2 separate regions of the Homo sapiens genome follow, and region 1 is linked to region 2. A link is an interaction called in ENCODE POLR2A ChIA-PET data of the cell type or tissue named here. Cell type or tissue: PC-3. All regions are shown on one strand. Each heading gives the region's core, and the rest is flanking DNA. Links, peaks and the distances in the headings are about the cores only.

What was found. Peaks named below come from ENCODE experiments on the same cell type or tissue, not always from the same donor. Only the 100,000 strongest peaks of a DNase experiment are listed, where the experiment ranks them.
Region 1: POLR2A ChIA-PET joins it to region 2 with 11 read pairs; 4 of 35 experiments call an interaction of 5 or more read pairs at or near these places.

What each region holds. Positions count from the first base shown.
Region 1 is chr15:62,175,428-62,178,350 of GRCh38, reverse strand. No RefSeq gene overlaps it. Among named protein-coding and RNA genes, the nearest start is that of C2CD4B, 12 kb to the right of the region's middle. In PC-3, for the core only: no CTCF peak of the experiment used is centred there; no DNase peak of the experiment used is centred there.
Region 2 is chr15:62,117,808-62,120,730 of GRCh38, reverse strand. No RefSeq gene overlaps it. Among named protein-coding and RNA genes, the nearest start is that of C2CD4B, 46 kb to the left of the region's middle. In PC-3, for the core only: no CTCF peak of the experiment used is centred there; a DNase peak (open chromatin) is centred at 1,190; H3K4me3 peaks cover 397 bases; H3K27ac peaks cover 1,648 bases.

The DNA of each region.
Region 1 (2,923 bases), core at 124-2,623, 58 kb before region 2:
AAAAAACATAAATGGGATTTTGCTACACAGAAAAAAAATACATATATATATATATATATATATATACACACACATATATAAAGAGAGCTTGTCTTAGTTTTCTGTTGCTTACAACAAAATACCCGAAACTGGGTAATTTATAAAGAAAAGAATATATTTCTTACAGTTAAGGAGGCTGAGAGAGGTCCAGGGTCGAGGGTCTGCATCTAGTGAGGGCCTTCTTGCTGGTGGGGATTCTCTATAGAGTTCCAAGGTGGCACAGGGTATCACATGGCAAGCTTTCTAAGTGTGCTAGCTCAGATCTCTCTTCCTCTCTTTCCACTCCTGTGATAGCCCATTAATCCACAAATGGATCAATCTATTCGTGTCAGAACCCTCACAATCCAATCACCTCTTAAAGGCCTAACCTCTCAATACTGCCACACTGGGGATAAAATTTCAACATGAGTTTTGGAAGAGACAAAGAATCAAACCATAGCAGAGCTAGAGCGGAAAATCTGCATCGTTTCCCTCTTAAAATGTGTCGGAATTGGCTTTTTAAAATTAGTATATGTGACTTCAAATTTTTAAGCAGATGCAGATTATACTAGAGTATGCATGAACTCTGGTTGTTTGACTATTCTGATAGGGATAGACCCTGAGCTTGTTTTCCACCTTGTACTATTTTAAAAAATACTAAGACAAATAGCTTTGTTTAAAATAGATCATTGTATCTCTTTAGTATTCTAGTTAAAGAAAAAAAACGAGCTGGGCAAAATTTTTTTTTAAATTTTTTTTTTTATTATACTTTAAGTTCTAGGGTACATGTGCACAACGTGCAGGTTTGTTACATATGTATACATGTGCCATGTTGGTTTGCTGGACCCATTAACTCATCATTTACATTAGGTTTTCCTCCTAATGCTATCCCTCCCCCCTCCCCCCACCCCCCCGACAGGCCCCAGTTAACTTAGTATACAGAGAGCACAGTTCAGTATTCCATTTGAATTGAGAACAAGAAAGGAAACACTTTATAATATACATACAAAAGCATTCAAAAAAATAGATATAATTACTCTAGTATACAGAAGTAAGACTCACCAGGAAGGAGGAAATAGGGAAGAGTGAGAGAGAGAGGAAGAGAAAGACAAATCTTTGCTTCTAAAGCTCTAGGGGCAAAGATATAATAATGTCTCTATTAATACTTATTTCTAAGACAAAATAATATTTTAGTTTTTTATCTTTATAAAAATGGGTAGACTGCCAAAATCATTTTGAAATTATTTCCTGAAGTGTGAAAGCACATATATCTCAGGAATCACTGGTTTCTTAAATTTGTGACCAAATAGCTTTGTGGACTGGGAAAAATGGCTTTGTAAGTTATAAAGACAAAAGGCTGGTTTTCAAAGAAAAATATCCATATTTTGCAACTGTTCTGGAGCATTTTTATATGGGCCAGATCATATTAAGACAAAGTGTAGATCATAATATAGCAGTAATTTCTACTTTCCTCATCTGCAGTATTCCACCCCAAACTTGGAACTTTCTTTAATAATGTGATTATTAAAGTGGTATCCAGTGATCAAGACGCAGCTGAGGAATTGAATTTAAATCTTAATTTGATAATAACTATGCTTTATTTCTCAGAGTCCAAAAGATTCAACAGGCTCGTTTTGATGTAGTGTGAACACTTGGTTCTTTGGAAATTCACATGGTGTAGTTTGGGGGCTGGTGTTGCTTCTTTTGGTCCTGCATTTTGTATGCTTACTTGCTTAACACCCTTACATAACACTTACTGCATCCCAGACACAGTCTTTATGGTTTTGTGCTCTGTGTTTTCTCATCTTTAAAATGGAGATAATAATAATAACTATATCATAAGGCTTTAATAATAATAATAATATGAAATTACATAACCTTCCTAAGGTTGTAAGAGCTAGAAAGTGGTGAAGCCAGAATTTCACTCTTAGCCACTGACCTAGGCTGCCTCTCCAGCACACCTGGTTCTACCACCTCAGATTCCTTCCTTAAACTGTGAACTTACCCAGTGATGCCAGGATACCAGAAGGAATGATGGAGCTGAGATGTGGCCTAAACATCCTGTTCAAACCCTTTTTACTAGACAACAGATTACACAGTACTTATTTTCAATGAGTTACCCAGCTGGATTTTGTAAATCTGGAAAACAGTTTAATAAATATTTATTTAAATCTTAATTTAAGTTCTCTTTATGAATAAAATATCTTAATGAGTTAGGGAGTTGAGAATGTTTTAGAGTGGAAAAGAGTTGAGAAGGAAGTAAGAAATGAAGGAAATTTTAAAAAATCATTTTGAGCAATATGAAAGCTTTCCCTTTTTCTCTTGATCTGACAGCAGAATCTAAGATTTAAAGAAAAAGAGTGTACCCAGGTTTAGAGTGATTTGTATGAATTTTAAACCACTTTGTGTTTTTCCAAATAAACATCCCAGGTTGGGGTAACCAGTGATTGCATCTTAATTTTGGACACTGACCAATATTTACAATCAAGAAACAAACCAAAGACAAAACAATATATGCCATTATTGTAAATCACTGGAGCACATCATTCCTTTTTATAAATACCTTCCCAAATCACTCCAGGGAATGGGTCAGAATCCTTCTGTCAAATGCTCAGTTTAACTCAAATCAACATCCAGTGTGTAGATGCCATGGGGCAGTTTCTGTCCAACACCTTAAGACAGCACCCTCTGGGGGTTTTACCAGGAGAAGATGTCAATGGCCTTCTACAACAACACGGTGTTTCTTTAACTTACCCCCAAGTCGACAGATTTCAATTACATGGACTGATATCTACACCTTTTAGGTAGCGTGGGTTTCATTTTGCCTTGCAGTGGTTGGAGTTCATTTGACATGCTCATTTGACAACAAACTGCCCTTTCCAGTGGTTGTCCTACTAAAGCACCA
Region 2 (2,923 bases), core at 248-2,747:
GTGTCAGATGCAGTTGTAGGCACTGGAGGTGCAGCAGTGGAAAGGATAAACCAACTGTCTGTCTTTCTGGGACACTATGTTCTAGTGGAGGATCAGACAATAATTAAGACAAAACTACATGTTACATAAAGTGGTGCTAAGTCTCCCTCCCTTGGGAAGGAGGGAATGAGGGGCCAGAGAGGGGTGTCCCTTGTACACATCACCTTTTGGGGTTCAGAGAATGAAGTCTCTCTTCTTCCTGAAAACTTAGGGTGAGGAATATGTGTTCCCTTCAATGGGCGTGATGCAAGAGGCGGGAATTATGTGGGTGATTTCAGAGCATGCTGCAGTGTTCCTAATCCATCAGTCTGATATTGTGTATCCTGGAGGGCCCATTTCTCAAGCATGGTTGGGCCCCAGAAACCATGCGAGGAGGGAGGGGCAGCTTCGCCTCCCTCTCTGACTGCATATATACCCTTTCACTCTCTCTATCAGTTATAGCAAGATCATGGGGTTCCTTCATTGTCAGAGACAACATTGTGTAGGGCGGCACAGCCATCCGTTTATGGTCAGTGAAATGGCAATGACCCTGGCCCTGTGCTCAGCCAGAGGGACTTCATCTCTGGTGACCAGGCTGGTGACAGCTGGAGGATTCCAGGGAGAGGAGAGAGAAAGATGAGGAGGAGCAAACAGTCTAGATGATGTTGGCACACAGTAAACGGGCATGGGAAGGACTGCTCATGGGGACAGTGACTCTTTTTGGGGGGTGATGTAAACATTCTGAAATTAGAGTTATAGTTGTACAACTTTGTGAATATACTAAAAACCATTGAGTGGTACCCTTTCCAAGGGGGAATTTTGTAGTATGTGAATTATGTCTCAATTAACAAAAACAACTCTAAATTTAGCAGAAAAAAGGAAACGGGGAATTCTTCTTCTGACTTCGGCTCTTAGATTATTTTCATCACACTCCAGCCACCTTAATTATATTATTTATGTTAATCTTATCTTCCATCAAGGGAAAAACACCATAAAATCAAAACCGTGTGACCAATTCTGCCCCAGAGTTTCTGGGAATTTCTGGTTCTACTTTTACTTTAGGCTCTGTCATCTAATCCCAGTGCAGTTAAAAATAAGAGTGATGCAATAACAGGAAGTCAGGACCAATGCCTGTATGCAACAGCATGAATGTGAGTTACCCTGAGAACAACAGGCTTCTGAATCATGGCATGATGAGTAAGTGAAAAGAAGGCAAGTCGGGTTACGGTATTGCTGAAGCTGAGACCTGAATTGAGCTGCCCTAACCTCTGTCTTTTGAAAAGGCATGAGTGGGACTGCAATTAAAAGCAGTAACCCCATATTCTAAACACATGTCGGCAGCACCAGCTTGATAGGAGAGGGAAGGGAAGCACATTGTGTGGAAAGTGAAACTTTAGTTGAGCAGGATGAAAGGGTTTTCCCACTACTTCCTATGACTGCAGTAATAGCTAGAATCCAATGGGAGCCTCACACGGTTTACCTTTGGAATTACTGGGAAATTCAGCAAAGGAATCTCCTGGCTACGTCACTTATAAGATCTAAGGAGAATCACATCCCCTTCCTAACCCTCTGTTTTTTCATGTGTATAGTGAGAATATTAATAGTTCATTCCGGGTAAAGACATTATGAGGATTAAATGAGAGGCTGCATATGCACACTGTCTGGTTCACAGTAAGATGTCCAAATATAGTAGCTCTTCTTGGCTATCAGGCAGCTAGGGGAGGTATTATGTCCTGATTTAACAGAAAAATAGCGGCCGGAAAAAATGTTTCACAGCTTCTTAAGGGAAGAACGGAATTAATCCCTGTTTCATCACTTAGCTAATAGACTGCTTGTCTTAAGGATAATATACAAAAGAGGCACATAAAACCAAAGCACAGTATGGAAGCTCCCAGAGCTGCTCTCTAGGGAGACCTTGTTGCGACCTGTCTCCTGCCTTGTCCGAAAATCACAAGCTGGCTTATGACACACCACCCTGCTCACAAACTGTAGTAGTTCCCCTTTCCTTTCAGGAGAATCCCAGGCTCCCTGATGTAATGGATGAGGCCCTTTGGAGACTGGCTTGACCACTGCTGGCCTCCCCTCCCACTGCTCCTTCCCTTGGTCAGCTCCTGGCCCTCTGCCCAGATGCCCCTGTCCTCTAACCTGTCATTGCCCACTCATCCTCAAAAGTCTATTTCAAAAGCTGCTGCCCCAGAAGCTTCTGCGCGCAGCGAGCCCTGCTCCATGGCTCCTCTGCTTTAACACATCACTGACTCCTTCTTAAGCCCTGAAACCCCTGGGACGGGAGAATTTTGCAGTTAAATAACTTAAAGCCTTATGAGAAACACAGAATTGGAGACTCTGAGGTCACAGATTTACAAAATACCCTTATTTTTACTTTTAAACTTTTTGTGAGTATTAAGTCAGTGTAATCCCTTAGAAATGTTTCAGGGTCTGCCTCCCCTGCAATTTAAATGATAGGCTTGTATAGGCATTTATTTTATGGCTGGTTAGATGTATGCCAAGAGATATTCTGCTTGCTTGTCAATTTTGACTTGAAGCTGGTGACTCTTGTCTGCCACTTGCATCTTGTCCCAAAAACCCACTTAAATGCATGCCTTAATTCTTTGCCTTATGACCAATAGGGAAATGCAGTTATAATGCCAAGGTTTTCTGTTCCTTGTTCTTTCTCTTCTGCAGCATGCACTGTAAATACCTTTACTTGTGTCCTGACATACAGGCTACCAGCTACCATCCTTTTTTCCCCCAGATACCTTTTTTTTTGTTTGTTTTCTAATTAAAGTCATGTGTTGCTTCTTTGGACGATTTCATCAGTCTAGGTGTGTAGTATAGCCTACTATACACCGAGGCTACATATTAATAGTATAGCCTATTGCCTAGGAGCTATGTATATGCACACATA